2 separate regions of the Homo sapiens genome follow, and region 2 is linked to region 1. Evidence: read pairs that join two places in POLR2A ChIA-PET (ENCODE). Cell type or tissue: Panc1. All regions are shown on one strand. Region 1 overlaps SIPA1L3 (signal induced proliferation associated 1 like 3). Region 2 overlaps YIF1B (Yip1 interacting factor homolog B, membrane trafficking protein).

Region 1 (4,000 bases):
AGGAACTTTGGAAGGAGAGGAGAGAAGGGGCAGAAAAAATATTTGAAGAAATAATGGTTGGAAACTTCTTAAATCTGATGAAAACCTTACACATCCAAGAAGCTCAACAAACACCAAGTAGGAAAAATACAAAGAGATTCACACCTAGAAAAGGAGTTGAAAGTTAAATGCTGGCCGGGCGCGGTGGCTCACGCCTGTAATTCCAGCACTTTGGGAGGCCAAGGCGGGCAGATAACCTGAGCTCAGAAGTTCGAGACCAGCCTGACCAACATGGAGAAACTACATCTCTACTAAAATACAAAAAAATTAGCCAGGTGTGGTGGCGCATCCATATAATCCCAGTTACTTGGGAGGCTGAAGCAGGAGAATCGCTTGAACCCGGGAGGCGGAGGTCGCGGTGAGCCGAGATCACGCCATTATGCCGTTGCACTCCAACCTGGGCAAAAAGAGTGAAATTGTCTCAAAAAAAAAAAAAAAAAGAAAAGAAAAAAAGAAAAATGCTAAGATAAACATCTTGAAAGCATCAAGAAAAAGATGATGCATCGCATATAGAGGAGCATCAATACAATTAGCAGGCCTATAATCCCAGCACTTTGGGAGGCCAAGACGGGAAGATCACTCAAGCCCAGGAGTTGGAAACCAGCCTGGGAAACACAGTGAGACCCCACTTCTATAAAAAAGAAAAAAAAACACAATTAATTGCTGACTTCTCATTTAAAAGAATGAAATAAAATGTAACTTTTAAAGTGCTGAAAGAAAACAACTGTTAACCAGGAATTCTATACCCAGCAAAACCATCCTTGAAAAATGAAGGCAACAGAAAGATGTTCCTATATAAACAGAGATGGAGAGAATTTGTTGCTAGCACACCTGCCTGATACAAAATAATTTTAAAACTCCTCGGGTTAATCCCAGCACTTTGAGAAGCCAAGGCAGGTGGATCGCCTGTCAGGAGAGCTCGCAGCCTGGCCAATATGGTGAAACCCCATCTCTACTAAAAATACAAAAATTAACTGAGTGGTGGCGGGCACCTGTAATCTCAGCTACTCAGGAGGCTGAGGCAGGAGAACTGCTTAAACCCAGGAGGCAGAGGTTGCAGTGAGCTGAGATTGCGCCACTGCACTCTAGCCTGGGTGACAGAGTGAGACTCCATCTAAAAAAAAAGAAAAAAAAAGTCCTCAGGCTGAAAGAAATGACTCTAGACAATGACCTGAGTCAGTAGACAGAAATGAATAGCCCAAGATGGCAAACTGTGGTTTAAAATAAGATTCTATAAAAGTATATGCTTTCTTATTTCTTCTCTTAACTTCCTTAAAGACATAAGACTGTATAAGGCAATAATGACAATACTATACTGCTGGGTTAAAACACATATGGATGTTTATGATAAACAGAGCACAAAAAAGGGAGAAGGAAATAGGACAATATTGGAGAAAAGTTTTATATTTTATTGGAATTTAGTATTAACCTGAATTGCAGTGATAGACGCACATTATAATAACTAAAAAGATAGTTACACAAGAGTAGAATCCAAATGTTATACTAAATTATATATATTTTTTATTTTTAACTTTTGAGACAGAGTCTTACTCTGTCACTTAGGCTGGAGGGCAGTGGTGCAACCTTGGCCCACTGCAACCTCCGCCTCCCTGGCTCAAGCGATTCTCCTGCCTCAGCCTCCTGAGTAGCTGGGATTACGGGTGCATGCCACCACGCCCAGCTAATTTTTGTATTTTTAGTAGAGACAGGGTTTTGCCATGCTGGCCAGGCTGGTCTCGAACTCCTGACTTCAGGTGATCTGCCCGCCTGGGCCTCCCAAAGTGCTGGGATTTTACAGGTGTAAGCCACCACATCCGGCCTGAAACTGTATTTATTTACTACAGTATAAGGCAGTAAGGAAGAACAGAGGAGCAAGAAAGATAGTAGACATACAGAAACAATAGCAAAATGGCTAATGCAAATCCAACCATTAGCAGTAATAATTACATTTAACGTGAATGGTCTGAACACTCCCATCAAAAGGCAGGGATTGTCCGACTGGATTGAAACAGCAACTATGTAATGCTTTCCACAATTTAGCAACATCTATCAATGGAGCAAAGAGTAGGCATTGGTGAGGAGATGTCCAGGGAACTACTGAAGCATGTAACACCAAGAATGGTCAGGAATGCTTTCCCCAGGAGACAAGAGCATCAGAACTGAGAACTGAAGGATGACTGGCTTCAGCTTAACATTTGGCCTGGCTGGGTGTGGTAGCTCATGCCTGTAATCCCGGCACTTTGGGAGGCCAAGACGGGCAGATCATGAGGTCAGGAGATCGAGACCATCCTGGCTAACACAGTGAAACCCTGTCTCTACTAAAAATACAAAAAAATTAGCTGGGCATGGTGGTGGGCGCCTGTAGTCCCAGCTACTCGGGAGGCTGAAGCAGGAGAATGGCATGAATCTGGGAGGCGGAGGTTGCAGTGAGCCGAGATCGCACCATTGCACTCCAGCCTGGGCGACAGAGTGAGACTCCATCTCAAAAACAAAAACAAGACATTTGGCCTCCCAGAAATCCATGCAATAGAAAAGCCTGCACAAGGCCGGGCATGGTGGCTCATGCTGTAATCCCAGCACTCTGGGAGGCTTAGGTGGGAGAACTGCTGGAGCCCAGGAGTTGCTGTAGAGACTCTATCTAGGGACGGGGTCTTGCTATGTTGCCCAGGCTGGTCTTGAACTCCGGGGCTCAAATGATCCTCCCACCCCAGCCTCCCAAAGTGCTAGGATTACAGTTGTGAGGCACCATGCCCAGCCCTAGAGACCCTGCCTCCACAAAAAAATAAAAATAGCCAGGAATAATAGCACATGCCCATAGTCCCATAGTCTTAGCTACAAAACACACACACACACACACACACACACACACACACACACACACACACACACACCAAAAGCCTGCACAAGCACACACAGGCAGGTATGAGGACGGTCTCTGTAGTACTGTTTATAATCAGGAAAAGTTGGAAATGGCCAGGCTGGAGTGCAGTGGTGTGATCTCGGCTCGCTGCAACCTCTGCGCCTCCGGGGTTCAAGCGATTCTTGTGCCTCAGCCTCCTGAGTAGCTGGGATTATAGGCATTCACCACCATGCCTGGATAATTTTTGTATTTTTAGTAGAGACGGGGTTTCACCATGTTGGCTAGGCTGGTCTTGAACTTCTGGCCTCAAGTGATCCACCTGCCTCGACCTCCCAAGGTGCTGGGATCACAGGCATGAGCCACTGCGCCCTGCCGCAAGCATATCCTTATGATCAAAAACTATGCAGCCAGTGCAAAGGTCAATCTCTGTTTATGTATGAGGACAGATGGTCTGAACTATAGTAAATGGAAACGATGCATGGTATAAAACATGATTCTGTGTATTTAAGGGAAAAAATATATAGATAGATATACACACATATGTATAGAGAAAAAAAGAAATAAAGTAGAATTTTATACTTTTTTTTGTCCTTTTTTCCCCCTTTTTGTGGGGAATGGGGTCTCACTAAATTGCCCAGGCAGGTCTCGAACTCCTGTGCTCAAGCTATCCTCCTGCCTCTGCCTCTCTGAGAGCTGGGATTACAGGCATGAGTCACTGCGCCTGGCAAAATAAACTAGAATTTTTTTTTTTTTTTTTGAGATGGAGTCTTGCTCTGTCACCCAGGCTGGAGTGCAGTGGCGCAGTCTCAGCTCACTGCAACCTCCGCTTCCCAGGTTCACGTCATTCTCCTGCCTCAGCCTCCTGAGTAGCTGGGACTACAGGCGCCCACCACCACACCTGGCTAGTTTTTTCTATTTTTGGTAGAGATGGGGTTTCACCGTGTTAGCCAGGGTGGTCTCGATCTCCTGACCTCATGATCTGCCCACCTTGGCCTCCCAAAGTGCTAGGATTACAGGAGTGAGCCACCGCGCCCGGCCCAGCTAAACTAGAATTTTTAAAAAGTCACTGTATTTCTTGCAAGGTAAGGGTTAAGTGGCATG
Region 2 (4,000 bases), 130 kb before region 1:
GACCTAGTTTTGTTCTTGTTGCCAAGGCTGGAGTGCAATGGCGCGATCTCAGGTCACCGCAACCTCCGCCTCCCGGGTTCAAGCGATTCTCCTGCCTCAGCCTCCCAAGTAGCTGGGATTACAGGCGCAGGCCACCACGCCCGGGGTGGTATAGACGGGGTTTCTCCATGTTGGTCAAGCTGGTCTCAAACTCCCGACCTCAGGTGATCCGCCCGCCTAGGCCTCCCAAAGTGCTGGGATTACAGGCGTGAGCCACCGCACCCGGCATGGAAGAGGATAATTCTGATCATGAAAAGTTACCCAGGAGAAGGAGATTTGTAGTGAGAGGGCAGGCTGGGCGTGCTGGCCTACACCTATAATCTCAGCACTTTGGGAGGTCGAGGTGGGCGAATCACTTGGGGCCAGGAGTTGGAGACCAGCTTGGGTAACAGCAAAATCCTATCTCTAATAAAAGTACACAAAATTAGCCGGGTGTGGTGGCGAGCACCTGTAATCCCGGCTACTTGGGAGTCTGAGGCTTGAGAATCACTTGAACCCAGGAGGCAGAGGTTGCACTGAGGCGAGATTGCACCAGCCTGGGCGACAGAGCAAGACTTCGCCTCAAAAAAAAAAAAAAAAAAAAAAAAAGAGGGTGATCCACCTGCCTTGGCCTCCCAAAGTGCTGGGATCACAGGCATGAGTCACGGTGCCCAGCCAACCAGCCTGGCCAACATGATGAAACCCCATCTCTACTAAAAATGCAAAAAAATTAGGTTGGGCGCAGTGGTTCACACCTATAATCCCAGGATTTTGGGAGGCCGAGGTGGGAGGATCACGAGGTCAGGAGTTCGAGACCAGCCTGGCCAACATGGTGAGACCCCATCTCTACTAAAAATAGAAAATTTAGCTGGGCGTGGTGGTGTGCGCCTGTAGTCCCAGCTACTCAGGAGGCTGAAGCAGAAGAATTGCTTGAACCTGGGAGGTGGAGGGTGCAGTGGGCCGAGATTTCACCACTGCACTCCAGCCTGGGTGACAGAGTGAGACTCCATCTCAAAAAAAAAAAAAAAAAAAATTAGCCGGGCGTGGTGGCGCGCACCTGTAATTCCAGCTACTCGGGCGGCTGAGGCAGGAGAATCGCTTGAACCCAGGATGCGGAGGTTGCAGTGAGCCAAGATTGCGCCATTGCACTCCAGCCTAGGCAACGAGCGAAACAACGCCTCAAGAAAAGAAAAAAAAGAGAGAGAGAAGGAAAGGCATTGGAGGCCTGTGCCAAGTAAACAAGTAGACATATGAATATATATTCAGAAATTATTGTGAGTGCTCAGAAGAGAAAAAGAAAGCACCACATGTTATGAGAAGGAACCAGACGAGGTTAGTGCATTACAGGGAGGAGTGAGGAAGGTCTCTGCAAAGGCAGGGGCCTCTGTGTGATATTGGGAGGTGCTGATGGAGGGAGGTTGTTCCAGGATGAAAGCTCTGCATATTCAAAAGCCAGTGGGGGCAAGGAGCTTGGCAGAGTCGGGGCCTGAAAGGCCATGTGGCTGGCTGGTGCATGGGATCCCCAGGAGAGGTTGCAAACCATGGTGGTTGGCAGGAGTGGGTCATGCAGGGCCTAGCAGGCCTTTGGATTTTTTTCAGAGCACAGTGAATAGTGATCTTAGGCAGAGGATGACGTGGTCTTATTTGTATTTAAAAAGATCACTCTGGGCCGGGTTAGGTGGCTCACGCCTGTAATCCCAGCACTTTGGGAGGCCGAGGCGGGCGGATCATGAGGTCAGGAGATCAAGCCCATCCTGGCTAACACGGTGAAACCCCGTCTCTACTAAAAATACAAAAAAATTAGCCGGGCGTGGTGGTGGGCGTCTGTAGTCCCAGCTACTTGGGAGGCTGAAGCAAGAGAATGGCGTGAACCCGGGAGGCGGAGCTTGCAGTGAGCTGAGATCACGCCACTGCACTCCAGCCTGGGTGACAGTGAGACTCCGTCTCAAAAAAAAAAAAAAAAGATCACTCTGGGTCAGGCACTGGTGGCTCACGCCTGTAATCCCAGCACTTTGGGAGGCCAAGGCAGGCAGATCACTTGAGCTCAGGAGTTCGAGACCAGCCTGCCCAAAATGGTGAAACCCCATCTCTACTAAAAATACAAAAATTACCTGGGCTTGGTGGCGTGCGCCTATAATCCTAGCTACACAGGAGGCTGAGGCAGGAGAACTGCTTGAACCCGGGAGGTGGAGGTTGTGGTGAGCCGAGATCGCACCATTGCACTCCAGCCTGGGTGACAAGAGCGAGAATCTGTCTAAAAAAAAAAGAAGAAGAAGTAGGGGAAAGAAAAGGGAAGTGGGGCTTGCAGAGAGGCTGGGGCCAGTGCTGCTTGCCTTGGAATTGAGGAGACCTGGGTCCGTCTTCAGGCTTCGAATAATTGAGAGGAAGGGTTCGAGGCTAGTAGCTGATCAGGAGTGACATGGATGGACTGCTTTCTGTGGGGCCAAGGAGTTTATGAGTGTCACAACAGCTCTGCAAGGTGGGACAGTTAACTCCGTTGTGTAGATGAGAACATCCAGGTGCAGAGAAAGTCATGACGTGGATAATTCGATTCCTCTCCCCATTCCCACTGTCATCTGATCACTCATTCCCTGTGCCTGCAATAGTGGGTGGCACATAGTAGGATCTCAGCAGATATTTGCAGGGTAGCATTGGTTATTGATTAGGAACAGAGGCCCTGGAGGCAGAGTGCTGGGTTCAAATCCCGCCCTCCCTATTTTCTCCATCTCAGTAGAGAGCACTCCCATTTGCCTCATTACTCAAACCAGGATCTATAGAGACAGTATTGGCTCTTCCCACTTCTTTTTTTTTTAAAGAGGGCCTTGCTGTGTCGCCCAGGCTGGAGTGCAGTGGCATGATCTTGGCACTGCAGCCTTGACATCCCAGGTTCAAGCAGTCCTCTCACCTCAGCCTCTTGAATAGCTGGGACTACAGGTGCACGCCACCATGCCCTGCTATTTTATATTTTGTAGAGATGGGGTTTCACTATGTTGGCCAGGCTGGTCTTGAACTGAGTTCAGGTGATCTGCCTGTCTCAGCCTCGCAAAGTGCTGGGATTATAGACGTGAGACACCATGCCCAGCCTCTTACCACGTTTTTTGTTTTGTTTTGTTTTGTTTTTTTGAGATGGAGTCTCGCTCTGTAGCCCAGGCTGGAGTGCAGTGGCGCGATCTTGGCTCACTGCAACCTCCACCTCCCCGGTCCCGGTTCAAGCAATTCTCCTGCCTCAGCCTCCGGAGTAGCTGGGATTACAGGCACGCACCACCATGCCCAGCTCATTTTTGTATTTTTAGTAGAGATGGGGTTTCACCATGTTGGCCAGGCTGGTCTTGAATTTCTGACCTGGTGATCCACCTGCCTTGGCCTCCCAAAATGCTGGGATTACAGGCGTAAGCCACTGCGCCTGGCCTCTTCCCACTTCTTAACACACCTCCTCTGAGCACCCCTCAGCAAGTCCTGTCCCTCCTAGCTCTGAAACTGATCCAGAAATAACCCATTCCTCTTTTACACCCCCAGTCCTGTCTGCCATGGTCTCCCACCTGGATCACCCCAGCAGCCTCTCTCCCTTCCCTGCCCACCCCTCATCTGTTCCCCACGTGAGGCCACAGGGACCTTTTAAAAACTTTTGAAACCTGGCTCTCATACTATGACTTTGGGCAAAGGCCTGAGCCTCTTTAGGGCTTGCTTTTCTCATATGTAAAATGGGGATGATGATAGCATTGGCAGCTGGCAGAAACAGGGTGGTTGTGAAGATGAGATGAGTTCATCCACAGGATTATTGTAATATTTATCAGGCACAGCAGGGCTGGACTCCTGCTCTGCCACTCACTCAGTTTGGCCCTTTGCACAAGTCATTTTAGCTGTCTGGGCCTTGGTTTCCACACCTGTAAATTGGGAGTGGTCATTTATTCTGTTTTTTGTTTTTTGTTTTTTTTTTTTGAGACAGGGTCTCACTGTGTTGCCCAGGCTGGAGTGCAGTGGT

What was found. ChIA-PET counts read pairs that join two places held together with the same protein. Peaks named below come from ENCODE experiments on the same cell type or tissue, not always from the same donor. Only the 100,000 strongest peaks of a DNase experiment are listed, where the experiment ranks them.
Region 2: POLR2A ChIA-PET joins it to region 1 with 5 read pairs; 3 of 35 experiments call an interaction of 5 or more read pairs at or near these places.

Annotation. Positions count from the first base shown.
Region 1 is chr19:38,177,017-38,181,016 of GRCh38, reverse strand. The region is part of intron 15 of SIPA1L3 (signal induced proliferation associated 1 like 3); the gene reads right to left. Among named protein-coding and RNA genes, the nearest start is that of SNORD152, 16 kb to the right of the region's middle. In Panc1, no CTCF peak of the experiment used is centred here; no DNase peak of the experiment used is centred here.
Region 2 is chr19:38,311,244-38,315,243 of GRCh38, reverse strand. All of the region lies in intron 1 of YIF1B (Yip1 interacting factor homolog B, membrane trafficking protein), which reads left to right. Among named protein-coding and RNA genes, the nearest start is that of YIF1B, 2.7 kb to the left of the region's middle. In Panc1, no CTCF peak of the experiment used is centred here; no DNase peak of the experiment used is centred here; H3K4me3 peaks cover 579 bases; H3K27ac peaks cover 1,102 bases.